Regions from separate parts of the Mus musculus genome. Here regions 1 and 3 are each linked to region 2. The links are chromatin loops, found by intact Hi-C in ENCODE. Cell type or tissue: heart. All regions are shown on one strand. Links, peaks and the distances in the headings refer to the core of each region. The heading gives the core; the rest is flanking DNA.

Region 1 (7,511 bases), core at 1,014-6,013, 590 kb after region 2:
GAAGAATTAGGTGTCAGAAGTCTCTTCTCAGGGCTCAGGCTCCAGCACACAACATAAGTTTTCCTTTGTCCGATAGAAAAGCCCCTAATCAGTAAAATCAACAGGTTAGTAAACAGTCAATCTTCAAAACACACAATATGGTGACGACTCAGTGCTGACCTTCTAGAAGCTTCTTGTATCAGGCATGATGGTATCTATAAACCAACAGTTATAGTACCAGAGCATATGTAATACAATATCTGACACTCAAATTCACAACCGTTATGTTACCCATGTCTGTCACTTCTCTGTCAGCTACACACACACAAAAAGTACACTTCAAGTGGCACCAGTCAAAAAAAAGGTGTGAAGTAAAATGGACAGAAACTTCAGGAAAATTTTATAGCTCAAATGTCAGCTAAAAATCTTGACACTAAAAGCTTTAATTTGGAAACATGGTTAACTTTCTACTCTAAACTCTTCCAAAATCAATTTAAACTTACTCTTCATAGTAATAATTTCATCACATGGTTGCTGATGCAACAGAAAGAAATTAGTCACCAAGGTTACTTACTTGGTGTTTAAAACATCCTCATGTCTATTCAACGACATTATACAGAATTTGCTACCTTTTAAATAATGTCACATTTCTGATGAGAAATGAAATTTCAAAATATTCAGTTGTGTCCCATGATCTGTTGTACATTATAGTGAATTCTGCACACTTCTCACAGATATACCCACAACATTTTTCATCAGACTATTTTTCATCTTAAGAAAAACATGTAGAAACCACTTCTGCACTTCCTTCAAAATTGCAAAATGTAATTTTTGTCAAATATTCAGACGTAAAATGGTAAGATAGGTGTTGAAAACAGCTTTAGACCAAGAATTACAAAAAAATAAATAAATAAAATTGTGTTCTGTTTATAACACACAATGGGGTCTGTAATATCTTTTTATCACCAAAAGTTACTGTCCATAGTAACAGTAGTACCACAAGGGCTTCTAAACACACCATTTATGAAGAGCTCAAGTATTTTCACAAGCTTTATTTCAATACAATCTTTTGAGTCAGAATGAATTTGAAGCTTAGCAGTTATCCTGAAATATAGAACATCTGACATGTCCACTCCAATTCTTCCACCAAAAAGGGTTCATATGACAATTCAACCAAGCACCATTAATGAAAAACATATATAAGCCTAGAGCATGTGCTGAAAGCTCCCTAAAGCAGGAAAAAAAAACACCTCAAAAAACCAAAAAGTATAAAAAAAGCACTTGTGATCAGGATACAATTAAGAGAACATGGAGTTCTGGGGCTAATACCATGGAAAGCCGAAAGTAGATTAATGAAAGTTAGATGCTAGAATTGACCCGTATTCAGGGACCACATGAGACTGCGGTCTCAGCAAACAGTCCAGGTGAAGTAAGACTAAAGGCAGCGCTGATGTGCGGGGAGCTCCTTATGATCCACACTGTGAAGAAGTCCCACGACAGTGGATGATCACCAAGCAGCCTCCACAGAACAGCCATATAAAAATAAGAAGCAAAGTCTCACCCTGGCTTCTAAAGTACTTTTTCATCTCAAGAGTTTTAAAACCTAATTTGATTCCAATGTTCAACTCTCCAGTTCTTTTAAAGGGAAGCCGCTCATCTTCTTGTCAACCTGGAAGTACTTCAGCTAACAACACTGGACCCCAGAGTCCCAGTTGGAAGCTTAAAATGAAACACAGGACTTTTTAAAATGTACCCTGCCTGGCTCCTCTTCACGAAACAACACAGCACTAGATCATTACAGCTCCTGGCACTCGTTTTGGGAGCACAAACTATACAAGAGGACTGGCAGTAACGGTGACATCCTTTTGCTTAGGAGAAGCAACTGAACCTGTGGTTGACATGTTGTCTATGTGATTATCAATCCTGTTTGCATCATTAATCTTCAACTGTATGAAAAGCCTTGCTCCTACTGACCATAAAAATGTTATCACCGTAGAACGTAACCTTTCCGGACCACAGACATACTTCACTTACTGATGGGAAGTTCAGTTTTGTTTTGTTTTTTGAGACACGTACTATTATACCCCTAAGCAGGCCTTGGACTCACGTTCTCCTGCCTCAGCCTCCCAGAGGCTGGGATCCCAGGCATGTGCCACCACACCCAACCTAATATGGTTTAGCAAAGTATAAAACCAGTGGTCTGTGATGCAAGGCTTTAGAACACAAACTGATGAATATTTCACGGGGCGTATCCAAACCCTAAATAATTCTTTCAATCAGACAGTGCTAAAAGTCACTTCTTGATTTGAACGGACTGCTGTTTTCTCAAACTTGGAAAGAGACTGCAAATTCTAGCCAGAAGATTGAATGCCCTCCTTATTTACATTTCCCTTTTTCAATTACCTAAGGGAATCTGTTATGGCTTCACACACAAGTCGCAATTCTAAGCCATTCTTCTTAACCACAAGTATGCCAAGCTCACACTAGTCACTGCCAGTCTCGCTCTGCAGGTGACAGATGCAGTAAAGCTCACAGATGTGGACTGGCTGCAGCTTGACACTCGGTGCAATGTACACCCTGGCAGAGCCTGCAGATGCACAGCTAGCTCAGCAAAGGGAGTGTTTTCTATTTCAGTCATTTCCCATTTTATATACTTCTAGGACCCGTCCAGACGATTATGAAGCGATTACCGCCCCCCACCTTCCCACCTCTCATCCCTGCTCAACCCTATTCACAATTCATTTCTATCTTCCCGCGTTCCAGATCCTTCTTGCCGAAGCTTAATTCGGCCACTACTATTATTATAGAGTGGGGCTCCCGGCAAGTGCCAGAAGCGAGAGGCGCCGGCGCCGCTATTTAGGGGAGCCTTCGCGCAGCTGCTCCAAGTTTTCCGAGAAGCCACCGACCCCTCGCTTAGTGTCACGGTCCCTCTTTCCCCCGGGAGCGGGCTCCAGAACCCGGTCCATCCCTGCCCGCCTTCCACCGCGAGGCAGGCGCGCCCCACCCCCACCCCGTTATCCCTACTGGGATGCCCGAGCCGCTTGGCCCGTCCTCTCCACTAGCCGGTGGCCCGCGGCGCTCCCGTGCTCGGGTCCCCGCCTCGCACAGCTTCCCCGCAGCCCAACCGGCGCGGAGACGCCCCGCGGCAGCTCCAGGCCCCGCGGGCCCCGCACCCCCATCCCCGGACCGCCGACGGGGTTACCGTGGGAAGACGGGGCGGTCGTAAAGGACACGGCGGCAGCGCTGCTGCTGGTTGCGTCGGACGCGGAGAAGAAGCTGGAGGACAAGGATGAAGATAAAACGGGTCCGCTCCCCAGTCTCCATGGAACTCCCGCCCAGGCCCGTTGCTAGGAGCCCCCCAAGGCTCGAGCTCGGTTTCTCGCTTTGTTGTTCCGGGTACAGGGCGGCCGCCGCTTCCCCCGCGACAATAAATAGACTAGACGCACGGGGGCATAGAGGCGGCACGAGGCGGCTAGAGCGCCGCCGGACCCAGGAGCTCCGGGGATCCCGGCTAGCCACTCACTTCCGGTTCTCGCTGCTCCCCTCTCCGCCCCAACCCCTAGCTCCTTCCGCCTTCCCGAAGCCGCTGGCGAAGTCCTCCTCCTGCCCGCGGGCTGGGCGAGGCGGAAGTGGCCGGAGGGCGCTGGGTACCCGGGCTGCGCTTCCCTGAGCTCGCCCGCCCGGGGTGGATTTGAAGCCCCCGGTTTATTTTCCAGCTCCTCGTTGGCGAGCAGCATGACACAAATGGGCTTTCATTTTCCTGTAAACCAGAACTGTGCCTGGCACCCAACCGCCTGTACCGACGAGCTCAGCTAGCAGCCACTGGGCCCTTAGTCGTGACCCCGGGGTGACGGGGATCCCGGCCTTACTCATCGAGGGCCCCCGGCGGCGTGGCGGGAGCAACAGGGCTAGCAGGACGCTGGCGACGCACACTCGCTGGCTTGAACGGCCGCACCGGGCGGAGTGCGCCCTCGGGATGGCTTGGGCCGTGCTGCCCGAGGAGCGAGGCTCATAACGGCCGGAGCGCAGCCGCCCGCGCGACCCAGCTCTTGCCCTTGTGGGCTCGCTCTGGCCGGTGGTGGAGGCCAGCGGGTTAAAGGTCACGTGAGCCGTTTCCTTAGGTGGCTTGGCCTCTGACTGGAGCCACTTGGCCTTTTGAGAATGACTTAGACTGTCATCACAGGGTTTAGACGTGCACACCTAGTAGGGAAGTTTAAGTATTTGAGGGATAGCCAAGGATGCCTCTTTATCTCTCCTCCCTACTCTTAAAGTGTGAAAACGCGCGCACAACACACACACACACACACACACACACACACAGCGCACTCGAACGTTTTAAAGCCCTGAAGGACAGATTTGCTTCAGTTCTCACTTTTATTTATTTATTTTTTTGAGCAATATTAAATAGGTGTACTTTGTGTGGGATAGGACGAACAAGAAGCTGGGTGAGAAAGTCATGCCTATGGTGACTGATTTTGACAGATTTAGAAGGGATGGCCCTGAGAGGAGAGGAAAAGAGGATGTTGTGGTCTGGCTACACTGGGGCTGGCTACACTGGGGCGTGGAGGTGTTAATAGGAATAGGGCATGGCGAGTATAGCTAGGAGAAAGTGACAAGATAAAGTTGGAGGGGAACGAAGACCCAAACTCATCTGCACCTTGCAGACAGGAGTTTGGATTCTCTCCCAAATGGAGAGCAACGGGGTATGGTTTAAAAAACAACAACAAAAAAAAAAAAAACAAAAAAAAAACAAAAAACAAAAAACCGATAACCAGAAAAAGCTCTATTTTTAGGGGCTACTGCCCTGTTTAGAAGGCAATTTTACAACAATGGCGACTGATTCTAAGGTCTTTGATACTTTCCTTCAGGCAGCCCAGCAGGATACCTGGAAAGTGCCCTCTACTTTGGGCTGCCTTTTGTTATAGCCAAGGAGCCTTCCTTATAGAATTGGATATAGTTGGCTTGCAAGTTCCACTTGCTGTGGTGCTGGTTTTGATTGTTAGCTGATTGGATTATTCTTTCACCCTAGATGATTAGTAAAGTGCACTTTTAAGTGTTCTCTGCGATGATAGCACCTTCAGAGACAACTGGATTGCTCTCAGTAGAGCCATTACAGTATGACAGCATTGTTACATGGAAATGAAAGGTAGGTGAGGCCCGCTGGGAAGAAGTAGGTCATGGGTGTGTCTTTAGCTGACATTGCTTGCCCTGATCCCTGCTTTCCCATTTCTTCCTGGAGGGTGATGGGAACTCTTGCTCCATGAACTACTAGCCATGATGGACTGGTACCTTAAACTAAACATCTTACTAACACTGTAGCACTGACAGCTAAAGAGGCAAGAGTTTTAGTTGACTTCACTGTAAAGTGGCCGTTCTCAACCTTCCTAATGCTGAGACCCTTTAATACAGTTCCTTATGTTGTGGTGACCCCCAACCAAAACATTATTTTCACTGCTATTGCATAACTAGTTTTGCTACTGGTATGAATCTTAATGTAAATATTTTTTCCAAAGAAGTTTGCTAAAGGGGATTAGCCCACAGATTGAGACATGCTACTATTAGTCAAGAACTGATGGACACTGACACCCTATTCATCCCAGACCAGACAGACTAGCGAGCCTCAGTGGTAAGAGTTCTGCAACTGCAAACGTAACATAGAAGCCATGATGGCAATATTGACTGTCAGCTTGGTGAGGATTAGAGTCTCGTAGGAGGCAGATATCTGTGCACAACTGTGAGGTAGTTTCTAGATTGGGTTAACTGAGACGGAACAGAAAAATGTGGGTTGACACCATTCTACACCCTGGCAACCTGGACTGAGCAAAAGGGAGAGAACTGGCTGGGTGCTAGCGATCATCCTTCTCTGCCTCCCGCCTGTGGATGTGATGTGACTAGCTGCCTCATGCTCCTGTCATATGCCTCTCATCATCATAGGGTGTACCCTCAAATGCCTAAACAACCAGCCCAGATAAACCCTACTTTCCTTCCTTTTGTTGGGGTTTTGTTGAGAAGAGTAATTCGTACCCAGGCTAAAATAACTACAAGCTGTTCCAGTTAACAATGAAGTAAGACTGAAATGTAAAGAGACATGGTGAAATTTTTAACAATTTAATATCATAATTTTTATGTATAAAAGCACTTATACACAGTGTCTTAGTAACTTAATAAAACCTACATAAATGTACCCTTTACTACAGACATTTTAAGACAACAGCCAACTGTCACAGTAAGTCTGACTCTAAGAAGTTTAGATCTTCAAATGAGGCTACAGGAATGTGCTGGCTCCTCTGGCCTCCTGTAGTCCTGCAAAAGACAGACTATAGGACAGAAATTATGTCACATCATTAGGTACAGTTATTTCTGCTGAAAGACCCCACCATAAGGCTTAGCAAGCTAGCTGCAGTAACGCCATTTTGCAAGGCATGAAAAAGTACCCGAGCTGGGTTCTCAAAAGTTACAAGGAAGTTCAGTTATAGATTAACAGTTAAAGATCAAGGCTGAATAGCACTGGGACAGGGGCCGAACAGGATATCGGTGATCAAGCACCTGGGCCCCGGCTCAGGGCCAAGAACAGATGGTTCTCAGATAAAGCGGAACCAGCAACAGACACAGAAGCCCCGATAGACGTCAGTGTTAGCAGAACTAGCTTCACTGATTTAGAAAAATAGAGGTGCACAGTGCTCTGGTCACTCCTTGAACCTGTGTGTCTGCCAATGTTCTGACCAGATATGTGCCCATTGCTGAACCTTCATTAGACTCTTTCCTTGTACCCCTCCCCTACCCATTTCTTGAAAATAGACATTGTTTAGATCTAAAAAGTCCCACCTCAGTTTCCCCAAATGACCGGGAAGTACCCCAAACCTTATTCGAACTAACCAACCAGCTCGCTTCTCGCTTCTGTAACCGCGCTTTTTGCTCCCCAGCCCTAGCCCTATAAAAAGGGTAAAAACTCCACACTCGGCGCGCCAGTCCTCCGATAGACTGAGTCGCCCGGGTACCCGTGTTCCCAATAAAGCCTCTTGCTGTTTACATCCGAATCGTGGACTCGCTGATCCTTGGGAGGGTCTCCTCAGATTGATTGACTGCCCACCTGGGGGGGGTCTTTCATTTGGAGGTCCCACCGAGATCAGGAGACCCCTGCCCAGGGACCACCGACCCCCGCCGGGAGGTAAGCTGGCCAGCGGTCGTTTCGTGTCTGTCTCTGTCTCCGTGCGTGTTTGTGCCGGCATCTAATGTTTGCGCCTGCGTCTGTACTAGTTGGCTAACTAGATCTGTATCTGGCGGTTCCGCGGAAGAACTGACGAGTTCGTATTCCCGGCCGCAGCCCCTGGGAGACGTCCCAGCGGCCTCGGGGGCCCGTTTTGTGGCCCATTCTGTATCAGTTAACCTACCCGAGTCGGACTTTTTGGAGCTCCGCCACTGTACGTGGCTTTGTTGGGGGACGAGAGACAGAGACACTTCCCGCCCCCGTCTGGATTTTTGCTTTCGGTTTTACGCCGAAACCGCGCTGCGCGTCTGATTTGTTTTATTGC
Region 2 (7,511 bases), core at 1,421-6,420:
AACCATGACTTTGCTATCTGGTCCTTAACTTGTGTTACTAATCATCCTAAACAGGTTGTAATAACAGCTATTAGAAGGACTGGGTCAAAGCCTTGTACTCTTAAATTAGTTGCATAGGCACAACACCTAACTAAGAGTAACATTATTAATTTCTAATTTTGTATCTATATACAGATTTATACCAATGAAAACCTTAATCCTATATCAAATTCTGTACCAATGTAAGAAATTATAACTTTAATTTTACATCAATTATAAAGCTTTCTATCAATGTACGATTATGGCTATACAATGTTTTGTTTAAGAGTAAATTTGACAACCTATTCCTATTTGTCTATTCTTCTAACTTCTATGATATTACTATATTCCTCCTTTTCTCTTCAAATCCCTTTTACTTTACTTAAGAAAGAAGGATAGAGAAGAAGAAAGAAAAGATAGAAATCTCTGAGTCTAAGCTCTCTAGTTTCCTCCCTGTCCAAAGCTACAACACTTGCAAACTATCCCTTAAAGTTAAACATATCTATAATTCCTAAAATATCCAGAGCCATTCACCCCAACCCTAAGGGAATGGGGCAATAATCTTTTGCTTGCTTATAACATTACAATACAATAGTGTAATGTTAAGTGTAGGCCCCCAAGACCTGGTTGTTCCAGAGATGAGAGAGCCTGCATGTAAACCCAAGTGACATTATGTGACATTGCCCCCAAGTTATTTCTGTTGGTTTTGTTTGTTTGTGGGTTGTTGGTTGTTTTTTTTTTTGTTTTTTTGTTTTTTTTTGTTTTTTTTGAGACAGGGTTTCTCTATATAGCCCTGGCTGTCCTGGAACTCACTTTGTAGACCAGGCTGGCCTTAAACTCAGAAATCTGCCTGCCTCTGCCTCCCAAGTGCTGGGATTAAAGGTGTGTGCCACCACGCCCTGCAAATTATTTCTGAATTGTAAATAAAAGTGCCTATAAGTCAAAAACTTGGCAGTGTTGAGATAGGCATTTTCTGGTGTTCCCTGCCTGGGGATGGCAGGAGATCATAACAGAGGTAGATAGAAGAAGATAAATAGAGGAGAAACCACCATGAATTAAGAACCTTAAGTAATGGTCATGTATTAATGACTATTAAAGTAATTAAAGTAGTGGTCTAATTAGAGTTAAGAGCAGCCCAGACAAATCCATGGAAAATTATATAATGGAATTATTGGCTGAGAAATATGTATACAATATAGAGGATAGCTATCTGCCTAACTCTTGTGCTAACTAAGGCTTATCATAAATATAAAGGTTGTATGCATCTTTTATCCAGGAACTAAATGGTCAGAGGATGTGTAGAAATCCTGGGTTGAGATCAAATATTTTCTACCACACAAAACCAGATATCAGCACCTAGAATTACAATCTTACTTCCAGGGGACCAGCTCCAGCGAGGTTCTTCTTTCTTGTCAGTTATTCTTGAGGCAGCAGAGGGGGAAGAGCTTGGCAGAGGGGGAAGAGTTCCGTGGAGGGTAAGACTTTGTCTTACGACATATTTATGGTTGCTTTATAATAATAAAAACTTTACTTCTCTAAGTTACTATGCTACTGTATCTGATTAACTTATCTAAGTCTAAATTACTATGCTATTGTAGCTGACCTGCCCTCTGTGTTCATCTGAGGCCAGAGATTGTAGTCTCAGGCACTTAGCACCTCACCCTAAAACAGCAGGTAGGTTAGGGTTAGGGTTAGGGTTAGGGCCTTTTCCCTATTGTCCAGGCTAAGGGGAAGTTTGGAGCAATAAATTTCTATTGAACCAGGAAAAGAGAATAACACTCTCAAAAGGAAAAACTTTTACATAATCAAATATGCATAATCTCATATAAATTCATATACAGATTCATAATCAACACCTCCTAAGAGCAGCTCAAAGAGGCCTACGAACCAGGAGATTTAATGGTACCACACCAGTTCCAGGTGAGAGATGCAGTTCTTGTCCGATGATATCGAGCTGAGAATCTAAAACCTTGTTAGAAAGGCCCTTACATCGTGCTGCTGACCACCCCCACTGCTGTCAAAGTAAAAGGCATCTCTGTTTAGATTCATGCCTCTCACATAAAGCAAGCTCCTGAAAAATAAAACCCCCCTTGGTTGACCACCCTCATTTCTACTCTGATGGGCCCTCTAATAATTTTGCTCTTACTGCTGATGTGTGGCCTACTAAATCTTAATAAATTGGTGACCTTTATTAGAGAAAAAATTGGTGCCATCCAGCTGTTAGTACTAAGACAACAATACCAGTCTCTGCAGAACCTTGAAGAAGAGATTGCAGCTTAGTTCTAAGATTAGAACTAGTAACTAGAAGAAGTGGGGAATGAAAGATCCTGACAGAATGTAAAAGGTCACAGAAGCCCTGAAATTGGCAAAATAGATTTCTCTGTTAGCAGAACTAGCTTCACTGATTTAGAAAAATAGAGGTGCACAATGCTCTGGCCACTCCTTGAATTCGTGTGTCTGCCAATGTTCTAACCGTTCCTTAAACCCAGTTGTGTGCCCACTGCTGCACCTCACTGCCTGGTGTTTGTGATATTGGTTGCTGAGAAAGAGTCAGAAAATCTCCCCAGCAACCACAGCCCAGCCAATCCTGAGTTGCTACATACACCTGCACCAGACTCTTTCTTTGTACCCCTCCCATACCCATTTCTTGAGAATAGACATTGTTTAGATCTGGAAATCCCCTACTCCCCACTTCTCCCCAGGGCCTATAAAAACTGGGACCTCTTTCCCCTAGAGGTCGACTCCTCTACCTCTGTGTGGGATATGAGTTGTCCCCAGAGCTCCGGCTTTCCCCAAATAAAGCCTCCTGTGGTTTACATCAAGCTTGGTCTCTCCTGAGTTCTTGGGTGTCTGCTATTGTCCTGAGGCCTGAGCAAGGGGCTCCTCTCAGAGTCTTTCATTTGGGGGTTCATCCGGGATTGGCGTGACCACCCACGTCTCCGAAGACCCACTTGGAGGTGAAATTTTTTGTCTAAAATATTTCTGTGAGCCGGCGAGGTTCAGTGCTGAAATTTGCAGCCTCTACGTTTCGTGAGAAATGAAGACCTCTACCTTGGGATGAGGCACTGAGTGTGAACAGCAGAAGGGCTGCTGCTCGCTCTGGGGGGATGCCCTGAGCGAGAGGAAGGACTCCAGGAGTCTGTCTGGGGCAGAAAGTAAAGAGTTAATAGTCTTCCTAGATTGGAAGACTTAAGCACTTCCCTGACTTTTTTGCATTTCTGAGTTGTTTTTTGTCCGTTTGTCAGTGTGTGTTTGTTTTTTGTGTCTGTTTTCAGGTATTTGTCAGTGTGTGTGTGTGTGTCTGTTTTGTGTTTGTTTCGTGTTTTCCGTGATATTGGATGGACTGTAACGACCCCCACTAAGTTTGACTTTAGACCACTGGACTGAAGTTAGATCAAGGGCCCATAATCTTTCAGTAGAAATTAAGAAGGGACCTTGGCAGACTTTTTGCTCCTCCGAGTGACCGACTTTTAATGTAAAATGGTCACTAGAGGGGACTTTTGGTTTGACTCTTATCTTTGAAGTTAAAGCCACTGTTTTTCAGAGCAGACCTGGGTCCCACCTGGATCAACAGCCCTACCTCTTCTAGAATTCACTGCCATAAATCAAACCATAGATTCCCCATGCGTCTCAGAGCCCTTCCCCCTCTGCTCCCACGCGCACGGGTGGGTCAGCACAGCAGCAGCAGAGGCGGCGGTTAAAACCCTGCCTGGACCAGCATGCTTTCTGGCCCGGCTGTGACAAGGCGGGCAGGGCTCGCCCTGCCACGCCAACTCCTCCTCCAGCTGCTTTCGCTCCCCGGGTGAGCATGCAGCCCCAAGCCCGAAACAGAGCCTCATCTTCAACCCACAGCTCCTTCCCCTCTGCCCTATCTTCTGCTTCCGAAGGTCCCTGCTCCCAGCTCTGGGATTGCCGGCGGCAGTCAGAGGACCAAGGACCGGAGGCTGGGACCCAGAGCTGACAAGCCCAGAGTCCCCCAGCAGATGGAGCTCCTGACACCACTTCTGCCTTTTCCTTTGTGAGCTGTAGGCGACCTGCCCACTGACCACTCCTCTCAGAGACTTTCAGTCTTGGGTCGGACACAGTTTGTAGAGCAGGCTGTCCTCAAACCTGTAAAAGCCTGACTCTGCCTTTCCTTTTCGTTCTTTCTTTTTGTTTGTTTGTTTGTTTTATTTTTTGTTTTGTTTTGTTTGTTGAGACTCTGTAGAGTGAGGCAGGCCTCTAACTCAGAAATCCGACTGCCTCTGCTTCCCAAGTGCTGGGATTAAAGGCACTGCCTAGCCTGTTATTTTTGCTTTTTGTTTTTGAATAGTGAGAAACATGATCTATTTAGTCCTGTTGTCTGTAGAAGTTTGATAAGGAAGGCCATTTGGATTTTATTAAAGAGTTTTTGACTGATTGCATTTCAGCTTTCACTGAGTATCTTTCTTATGATCAGAAAGTAGAACTATAAATTTATTCTTTTGAATTATTTACTATCAAGTGCTTTTGTGCAGTGTTGCTATATTACATGGTTGGTTACATAGAATGAAGAGGTGGTGAAATCTATGTTTCTAGTTATCTGTGATGTCCCTGAGCAGGCTGGCTTAGTCTGGAACCACAGGTATCTGAAACCAAGTCTGCATAGAAAGTTTCTTGGAGTTCCAGAGTGAGTTCCAAGTCAGCCAGGGCTACACAGAGAAACCCTATCTCATAAAAAAAAAGAAAAATAATAATAGGAAGAAAGAAAGAAAGAAAGTAAGAAAGAAAGAAAGAAAGAAAGAAAGAAAGGAAGGAAGGAATGAAGAAAGGAAGAGAGAGAGAGAGAGAGAGAAAGAAAGAAAGAAAAGAAGAGAAAAGAGAACTCACTCTGTAAGCCAGGGTGACCTTGGACGCAGAAATCTGCCCAAGGTTAAAGGTGTGTGCCACAACTGCCCCAGCTCTACTCTAATTCTCTCTCTCTCTTTTTTCTGTCTGTCTGTCTGTATGTATGGAAGTAATATTAATCCATTAATATCTCTTTTTCCTAAAATTCATGTCACTTCTCCTTACTTTTTCTCTCTCACTCACTCCATGTTTGTGTGCATGTGTGTGTGTGTGTGTGTGTTAGTCTAGGGTACACAGATCAAAGAAATCATATTTCCCAGGGATTCTTAGAAATAAACAAGGAATTCTAACCATCATCACCATCACCACCAATAAAAAGGCTGTGGAAACTGTTTCATGTCCCTCTCCCCCACAGGTGAGGATGTAGCTGCTTAATACTCCATGTGTGTATGTGTTTCCATGGCCAGCTAGTACCAACCCCAGATTTGTGTTTCAGAGATCTTTACTTATTTATTTCTCATGCCTGGTCTTGAGTGGGTGGTAGGCCACCACACTTCCAGAAAAACAACATAAAATCAACTAACAAACCAACCCGAAAATGTAAAAGAATGGATTCATCTGGCATTTAAAAGTAATAGACTGCCGGGCAGTGGTGGGGCATGCCTTTAGTCCTACTACTTTGTAGGCAGAGGCAGACAGATTTCTGCGTTCCAGGCCAGCCTGGTCTACAGAGTAAGTTCCAGGACAGCCAGGGCTACGCAGAGAAACATTGTCTTGATCTCAGCACTGGGGAGAGGCAGAGGCAGAACTTACTTGAGAGGCCGGCCTGGTCTGTCTTGTATGTTTTTGCACCATGTACAGAGACTTTGCATCTCATAAATGAATGAATACAGAGAAAGATATTCATCCATCTATACATGCATGTGCGATGGCTCAGAGGGCAAAGCTGCTAGCTGTTAAGGTACAGGTAAACTATTAAGGCCTAGATCGAATGTGAAGGCCTACTTCAGATTAGATAAGGCCTAGGTAACCTCTTACCTGGCTAGCCTGCCATTTTGTGCTGTTAACTACTATTATAAGGACACTTTCTCATACCTTGTTTCTGCTTTTACTGCCCGAATTGATTACATATTCTTATTGGTTGTGTCCTCGGAAACCAATCATGAAAGAAGCCAATCGAACTGCTTCCTTTGTTCTATAGTAATCTGCAATAGGCTTGGACCCAAACTGACCACCTAGCAGCATTTCCTGTACTCACCCATGTATACACTTTTATGGCATTTGCTCTTAGAAGCTGCCCTGGGGCTGGACCCCCCCACCCCCAACACAAGAGAGACACCCACACCACCGATTCAGTGCACAGACTACTATGATTGGAGCTTTTTATTACTGTTGATTGTTGAGTATGTCTCTGAATAAATGAAATATAGTAGGTTAGGTCAAGCACCCCGAGCACTGGCTACTCTTCCAGAGGACCCAGGTTTGATTACCCAGCACCCACATTAAAGCTAACCAGCATCTGGAACTCCAGATTTCAATAGGAAACTCCTTTACAATAGGAAAACACTGCCTATTGGTTTATTTGTTCAAATGTACAATAGGCTATTTATAAATAAATGGATCTCCAGTGAAGTATGTTAAAACTGCAACTGTTATAAATGGAAATCTAAATGAGAAGAAAATAAGGCATATTTGATATGTAAATTGAGAACAAACATTCTGGTATGATAATAGATTTTTGTCCTCAAAACACAGAAACAACAAAATTATCCACTAAACACTAGTAAGACAGGAATGTAAAAATTAAGGAAGGGAGAAAAAATGTTTTCAAAAGGAAATCTTTGGAGATTGGTGTACTGCAAATGAGACTTCCTACCCACACTCCTGGTAGACATAAATACTGGCAACTGCCAACTGCTCAAGGCTGTCAGAGATCTAAACAGTGGGTCTGAAATAAACGAGAAGCATTATTTTTTAAAACAAGGATCTATCTCCGTGGATACTCGTTGACCTGAGTCTTAAACAAGAAGAAAACCACTAGAATTACTCAGATGTGTCTGTTTCCCTTTTACAGACCTCAATGTTCCTTGACTCCAAGTGAGGTTCATGACTTCCATGATGATATACTTACAAAGGAATACAACCACAGAGCTAAAACCTCATCGTTACTCATTTTCACTGAAGCAAGCACCCCCCAATAGATTATTCACCCACAAAATAACATGTTTATTTGTTGTGTCCGGCCAGCGGCTCACATGTCCGGGTTCTAGTCTGGAAATGCATCTTGGAATCTGGAAGAGAATAGGGGACTAGGCGAACGCGAGAATGATAAAACCAAGGCAGTCATTCTGATCAAGGTTCGATTTTACTAATTCCGACACTCAGTTATGAAGCAGGGGAAGGGGCCCGATTCCCGCCAAATCATCGTGGAGTAAGGTTGCAGGTGAACACGCGAAGGCTCCGGAACAGCTAGGACGCAGGCAGTGGGAGTGGCAGGATGATAGGGCGGCAAGCTCCGCCCCAATGCTCTCTAACACTGAAACCTGAGCAAACAGGTTTCAGGCTGGGGAGGGGAGGTTACATTTATTAATGAGGGCTCTCATGAATCAAGACCTCTGAAATCCTGGCTTTACAATTTACAATAAAATATAAATATATGATGTTCTTAAAGTCACACTTCTCTTCTT
Region 3 (7,511 bases), core at 1,014-6,013, 440 kb after region 2:
AGAACTGGAGTGGCGGATGGTTGTGAGCCGCCATGCTTGGCAATCAAAATGGGCTCCTCTGTAAGAACAGCTATTTCTCCGTTGCGTGTTAATTTCAAAACTTCATGCTATCACCTTCTGGGGCTGCACTCTCAGCTTCTCAGCTTGGCTCCAAGAATTCACTGCCGCTGCTCCCAATCCAGATAGCTCCGCAATGGCCAGCAGTTAGTGTCTCCAATCCTCTAACAACCGGAGAACGCTCCGAGCTGTGATGAGTCTACACTGACCAACCAACCCCGAGGCTGGCTCTGCCAACCACCAAAGACTGTCCCAAGGCTGCCCTTTCTCCTGCCCACCTGAGTCACGGAGGATGGAAAACATCAGACAGCCTTAATATTTTAAAACCAGCCAGATAACACAACCACTGAGCATGGAACCTACTGCCCTGAAGTCATCAGCTATCCTGTATCAGAATTCTTCCGGTGATGAAGCGGCCACCGGTTCTAGTTGCCCCCAGACCTTACATGGTTCTGTGCTCCTCTCCCCAAAGCCTGACTGAAAAGCCCACTCACTATCTTGTCTCCTTCTGGGACCTGGAAAATCCCACCTCTTTATTTTCACCCAGTGATTACCTTCTGCCATCTTTATTGATATAATCAAGAAACAATTAGGGAACCAGATTTCAGTATCAGCTCCTCCTACTACATTTCTCCAGCCCTCACAATTAATCATTTTGGCTGGGAAGTAGTTCACTTGCCTGCCCTGTGTAAGGGCTCTGATGGTGATCCTTAACACGCAGGCGCGCGCGCGCACGCACACACACACACACACACACACACACACACACTTTTAATCCTTAAAATGAATCTCATTCACATTACATATTTTGCATACTCTGGGCAGGGATGTTTGCCCTTGTGTTACCTGGGATAGGAATCCAAGGAGTGTAACTGATCCCACTTTTCAAATTCTTGTTCTCATAGAATAATAATAAATTTAACTAAGTAAGTGTATGATTTGTATATTGAAATAGAAAAGAAATGGTCTGCAAATGTGGATTCTGGAATCCCCCCTCCCTTTTCCTATTTGTAATCCTTTGATCTCCTTCAGTCGTCCTTACTTTACTCCTTAACTAAGACTTTGAGTGCTGCACTGGACAGAGTGGACATCCTTGACTTGGTCTTGACTTTAGTGGAAACACTTTGAGCTTCTCTCCATTTAACTTGATATTGACTGGCTGTAAGCCCCCTTCATTATGTCTCTGTCCCTGTAAGCCTCATTTCTCCTATACTTTTATCTTGAATGAATGTTGGGATCTGTCAAAACCTTTCCTGCATCTGTGAGATGATCATTTTGTTTTTGCCTTTTAATTTCTATGTGCTGGGTATGTTTGCTGATTTACATATGTTGAACCATGCGGCTCTGGGATGAAGTCAACTGGATCAGTGGATGGTCTTTCTGATGTTTTCTTAAATTCAGTTTTTGAGTACTTTATTGAGAATTTCTGCATCATGTTCATAAGTAAGGGCTATACTTTTCATTTTTGTTGAGTCTCTGTTTTAGTATTGGGACTTTGTAAAAAGAATTTGGAAGAGTTCCCTCAGTTCCGATTTTGGGAAATGATTTGAAGATTATTGACATTAGTTAATCTTTGAAATTCTAGTAGAATTCTGTACTGAGTCTACTAGGACATAGTTTTTTTTTCTTATTTGGGAGTTTAATAGATGCTCTATTTAACTAGGGGTTATGGGTCTGTTGATGTCATGTTGATTTTAGTAGGTAATGTTTATAAAGAAATGTATCTATTTCATTTAGATTTTCCAGTTTGGTGAAATACTGATTTTTAAAGTATGTCTTCATGATTACCTGAATTTCCTCCATGTTTGTTGTTATGTCTCCCCTTTTATCTCTAATTTATTAATTTGGTTATTTACTAATTGATTGTTTTTCCCATACACTCGTTGTGGATGCTATTTCTTCTTTTTTTTCTTCCCCTAAAATTTTCAAATGTATCCTTTTTATTAGTGTGAGATCTGTCTGTTTTTTTTGTTGTTGTTTTGTTTTTTGTTGTTGTTGGTTTTTGTTTTTATGTAGGAACTTAGCGCTATGAACTGACTCATGGCATTGCCTTCATTGTGTAAGCATATTTTGTGTTGTCATTTTCATTCAATTCTAAAAGAATTTTAACTACCATCTTGAATTTTGTCTTTGAATTAAAAAGTTCTTGTTCCAGGGTTCCACATGAGACCCTGTCACTTATCTTCAGGAGATCGTCTGCTTTTAGTCGACTGGGTAAATTCTGCTGCTAGAATACTGTACGTTTAGGGAATCACATTTGAGGTGGGGTTGGAAGGACATGAAATGCAAGTCTCTTGTGGAGAGAATGCCAGGTGTACAATGTGGGGGAGAGACTGGAAGGCTTCTGGGAGGCTCAGGGAACCGGAAGGCTAAGGAAGCGAAGCCTGGAAAAAAGAATCCAGCTCAGGGCTGATGACAGAGAAAGGTCATGGTCGGGCTTACTTTTCTAATGGATCAATCAGAAGATGTTCCCGGGGTTCCAAGAGACATGGAAAGGAAGACTTGGGAAGAAGGTGGGACAGCGCTCGCTGTTTAGTGTTTCCTCTTCAGGCAGGGTCTCCATGGCTGTCCTACAATTTGCATAGATCCTTCCGCCTCAGGATCTGAAATGCCTGGATTACTGAAGAGAACTGTCAGACAGCCCTGCTCATCTATTGGGCCTTTAGCTATCTATTGAGGAAATCATGAGGTCTGTCAGACACTGAGAAGACAGATACATTTATGTTGCACTGAGCAATACAATTATTTATTCTGAGTTTTCAGCATAAGGGTTTATTCAGCTTACACTTCCATACTGCTGTTCATCACCAAGGAAGTCAGGACTGGAACTCAAGCAGGTCAGGAAGCAGGAGCCGATGCAGAGGCCATGGAGGGATGTTCCTTACTGGCTTGCTTCCTCTGGTTTGCTCAGCCTGCTCTCTTATAGAACCAAGACTACCAGCCCAGGGATGGTACCACCCACAAGGGGCCCTCCCCACCTTGATCACTAATTGAGAAAATGCCTTACAGCTGGATCTCATGGAGGCATTTCCTCAACTGAAGCTCCTTTCTCTGTGATAACTCCAGCTTGTGTCAAGTTGCCGCAAAACCAGCTAGTTCACCAGTAGATGGCAATATTGGCCCAGAAAAGCCAACCACACCTGTGGGAGGGCCTCAGGACAGGGACACGACAAGGACTATCTACTTGAGAGATATTTTGCTTTTAATTCATTGTTGTTCTATTAATTTGTAGTTTCTCTTTTATCTCAGAATATTAAAGTTATAAATAAAGCAAAAAAAAGTTCCAGAAGCCTTAAATTCTGCGTTTTGAAAGTCACTCTTCTTAGATGTACTTCCTTTGAGGTAGCAGGCTGTGAGGCGACTAGCAATCAGGATATCCACACAAAATGGAACTCAAAAAGATTTTGCTGACGTCACTAAGAACACCAGAACAGAAATCAGTTACATGTCACTTCCAACATTTAAAATAACGTTCAGTTTTAGTCCTAGTCTCATGGAAATCAAAGCCGCACATACTTACCCCAAACTCAGAGAACGATAACATAAGACGTAGGAGTTGGAGGTAATTTAAAACGTTTTAAAGATTATATATTAACCGGGCGTGGTGGCACACGCCTTTAATCCCAGCACTTGGGAGGCAGAGGCAGGCAGATTTCTGAGTTCGAGGCCAGCCTGGTCTACAAAGTGAGCTCCAGGACAGCCAGGGCTATACAGAGAAACCCTGTCTCGAAAAACAAAAAACAAAAAAACAAACAAAAAAAAAGATTATATATTAATTGTACTAATGCATAGTCACGGGTTTCATTGTGACATCTTCATGAACATATACAACATGTTTTGATCAGATTCAGCTCTTGCTATCCCCCCTCTCCGTACATCCTCACCATAGCTACTAGCCCCGACTTATTAAAAAATTTTGTAACCCAAGGAGTGTAATTAGGGTTAGACTACTAATTACTTCTTACTGGATCATGGGTGTGAGGTTTCTTCCAAGATCATGACCACTTTACATTGGGCACACCACTGAAGAGAAAGTCTCTCTTTACTCTATCAAACGTGAGCTTCCTGGAGAGCCTCGGGTAGGGGTGGAACTTTAGGTAAGACTGGGGTTTCAGGTAGGGGTGAGGCCTCTGGTAGGGGTGGGGCCTCGGATTTGGGTTAGAGTTAGGGTCCCTCCCTTCTCCATAGCACGGTTTTGTCTGGCTGAGGCTTGTAACAGATTTTATTTGGGTCCTCACAGTTGCTTTAAGTAATTTTAACACTTTAACCTTATACTCCGGATTGAATTTATACAAACACAATGAAAAATCAAATAAGGAAATGTAACAGAAACCCTCTTATGTCATTTACAACAATACCACTTACAAGAATTTGTTTGCCTTGTTTTCTGAGGTGTTCAACTTTATTGTTCAATCTATATTTTTCACTAAAAGTAGCCAAAGGCCCTTTGTAATAAATAAATATCAATATGGGCCATAAATATTGGATATTTTAAGAACCAGTGCATCATAATCAAGGACATATCCTAGGCAGCTGTACTTAGGGGTTAATAACCACTGTGCAGGATCACAGGTAGTGGGCAGTGCTCGAAAGCTTAGATGGGGGAACATTCCCTTTGCCTTGATGATGCTTCTTATCTCGTACCTATCTTTAGATAAATCATTCTGGGATCTCTTAAGACATATGTTGATGTCTTCACATGGCAAGCTTGCTTGTAATTTAGTTTCCAATGTAGATGGAAAGAATCTGTGACGAGCTTTAGCTGTGACTAAATTGACTTATTCGTTACTCTATGTGTTCATTTAATAATTATCTGTTAAGCCCCTGGATACCAACAAGATAGGATTAAGAAAAAATGTTAAAACCATACTTTAAAAAAACACATTCTTCTACGTCGCTTATAAATACAAGCTCAGACTCAAGTGAACGCTGGACCGTCACCGTGGCAGCGTGCTGACTGCTGTAAGCAGCACTTACGTCACCTTCCCAGAGAGTTCATGAGGTTGGTGCTAATGCAATCAAGTAAGTAGTGGCTTGGCTCAATATCTTAGCAGCAGGGTATGATGACCTTGGGGACGATGCGAAATTTCTTTCTCCAGTGCCAAGAAAACTCATTAGGAGTTGCCAACTGCTATCAGACCAAAATGATTTTATCCATTAGAGAAAATTTATTGAACAATAGCTATGTGCTCAGTCGTGTGTGTCCAGTGGTATGTATGTATCGAGGGCTGTGTGCCTAGTGCTGTATGCCCGATGCTATGTGCCCTGTGGTGTTTGAGTGTGTGCAGGGCTGTGTGTCCAGTGCTATGTACCCAGTAATGTACTTTAGCATACTGTACTACATTGACTATGAACTGTAGAATGAATCCCTTCTTGTGAGAAGCACATTCAATAACACTTTATTTTCTCTTCCCTCAAAATCACATTTAATACAGAATTTTGATATAGTTTTCTTTTTTACTAAGATTTTTCAGAAAAGAGGAATATATGAATATTCCCAGTGATGTAATTGAAGAAAATGAATATTCCAGAATCGAATGGAAAATTCCCTTAACTGCAGTGATGAGTCCAGCCCGTGCAGTGACAAGAGAAACGGAACATCCCTAATGCCTCTCAGTCCAAAAACACAAGACTGAGTTGGAAACAGAACAGAACCAGGCTTCCCTCTCTGCTGTGGCCATGGATGGAAACATGTGGTGGCCACAAGAACTTGGAGTAGTGGATGAATAGGCCAAACCACCTAACAGGAACAGTCCTAAAGACAGCATTGAAGCAACACCAGTGGTGACCCAGGAAGTCATGATTCTTTGGGGGTCTAGACAGTTTCTTGAATCAGACTGTGGATTTGCAAGGGATGAAAACTTGGTTACCATTAGCAACTGACCCATAAAGAACAGTGACAAAGTCCTAGTGACATTATCACAGTCACCGGTGATGTTCATGGTCAGCAAGGGGCTGGCTGACCCAGGCTGAATTCAATAAAGTATAGTCCACTGTGAGGCAGTATTTGTTAATAATAATACAGTCTACTGTATATGCCAACAAATCATGTGGGCCATTGCAAGGGACTCAGGATATTGAAAACCCAAACAAACAAAATAGGAAAATCCTAAACACTATTCATCAAACTCAGAACTGAGGAAATTCTTGGGGAAGGTAATATATTGATTTATCATTGTGGGGGCAGTGCATAGATAGATAGATAACAGTAGACATTTGGGGGAGTTGGTCCTGGGATTCTACCCTTTTGAGGCAGGGTCTCCCGTTCCCTCTTTCTGCCACTAAGCTGCATCCACCAGGATAGATGGCTCAGAGGTTCTGGGATTTTCTCTTGTCTCTGCCTCCCACTTCGTGGTGAGACGATCGTGCTGGGATTGCAGACTCTCCTCCTGGCTCTTCCTGTGGGCTTCAGCAATCACAGTGCATCCTCAGGCTTGCAGACTTAAACTTTTACCTACTGAGCCATCCTTCCAGCCCTCTTTGAAATATTTAATAAGATTCTGTTGTTGTGATATATATTTGGAACTCTATTAGTTCTTATAATGGCCCAGCCAGCCCCCCAATAATTGAGGCAGAATCCTATAGACTTATTTAATCAGCTTTAGCACAGTTACTGGGCGATTGATTACCTGTAAACTATTTCTCAGTGCTAGACTGGCTATTTCCCAGCTGCAATCCCCAAGTTCCCTGCTCTTTCCTGAGTCTCTACTGGGTTATTTTGGCTCCATCTGTCTGTCCTCAGGGTGCACTTTTCTGGCCAAGTGCTCCTGGTCCTGCCTGGCTAGTGGAGACCTCCTGGTCTTTGTCTTTCTCCTTTCCCCAGAGTTCCCTACCTTCAAACCACAGCCCAGGTAACGGAAACCCCGCCCACCTCTATTCTCCCTAGCAATTGGCTGTGGCCACTTTTATTTAACCAGTCAGATAAGATTGGCAAGCAAAGAATCTGCCCATCAGGATGCAAGCAGATCTTGGGGCCTGGATTTAGCATTTGAATACAAAGCAGCACCTGACCAACTCCAACAAGACTGAGATTACAGCACAGGGCTTTAAGCCTAGCACCCAGGAGGCAGAGGCAGGTGGATCTCTGCCAGTTAGAGGTCAGCCTGGTCTACAGAGTGAATTCCAGGACAGCCAGGGATACACAGAAAAACTTGTCTCAGAAAACAAACAAACACTCTCAGGTTACACTGGCTATGTGAAATAGAAGGGGAAAATCATGAGGGAAAGAGCCGCAGTTCACTGAATTATTAAACAATGAAAGAAGGAAAGTAATTGTGAATGAAGTCAAGAATGAAGAAATGAAGGTGAAAGCCTGACACAAAGTCCTAGAGAATGCTCTTTCACATCTGTAAAACTAGCCAGTGTGGCTTTGAAGCCATTTTATAAGGAAGAGAAGGAATCTACTTCCAAGATATGAGTACTAGGATTCCCTGAGAAAAGTTGTTTAAATAACA

Evidence for each region. A loop is a pair of places that touch in the nucleus more often than their neighbours do. Peaks named below come from ENCODE experiments on the same cell type or tissue, not always from the same donor. Only the 100,000 strongest peaks of a DNase experiment are listed, where the experiment ranks them.
Region 1: a loop joins it to region 2, with 4 times the contacts of the local background. A loop is called at or near these places in 3 of 42 quality-filtered maps.
Region 3: a loop joins it to region 2, with 7 times the contacts of the local background. A loop is called at or near these places in 3 of 42 quality-filtered maps.

What each region holds. Positions count from the first base shown.
Region 1 is chr10:22,727,935-22,735,445 of GRCm38, forward strand. Tbpl1 (TATA box binding protein-like 1) reads right to left here and starts at 3,513. Exons shown (of 7, transcript NM_011603.5): 1 at 3,182-3,513. Mir7663 (microRNA 7663) reads right to left here and starts at 1,498; the gene lies at 1,438-1,498. In heart, for the core only: a CTCF peak has its summit at 3,428; DNase peaks (open chromatin) are centred at 3,427 and 4,507; H3K4me3 peaks cover 2,965 bases; H3K27ac peaks cover 2,097 bases.
Region 2 is chr10:22,137,128-22,144,638 of GRCm38, forward strand. E030030I06Rik (RIKEN cDNA E030030I06 gene) reads right to left here. Exons shown (of 2, transcript NM_001254745.1): 2 at 7,177-7,387. The coding sequence ends at 7,294. Among named protein-coding and RNA genes, the nearest start is that of E030030I06Rik, 8.4 kb to the right of the region's middle. In heart, for the core only: a CTCF peak has its summit at 4,007 (motif pointing right); a DNase peak (open chromatin) is centred at 3,994; H3K4me3 peaks cover 736 bases; H3K27ac peaks cover 430 bases.
Region 3 is chr10:22,576,455-22,583,965 of GRCm38, forward strand. The region is part of intron 2 of Gm40612 (a long non-coding RNA gene); the gene reads right to left. Among named protein-coding and RNA genes, the nearest start is that of Gm46216, 25 kb to the right of the region's middle. In heart, for the core only: a CTCF peak has its summit at 3,172 (motif pointing right); no DNase peak of the experiment used is centred there.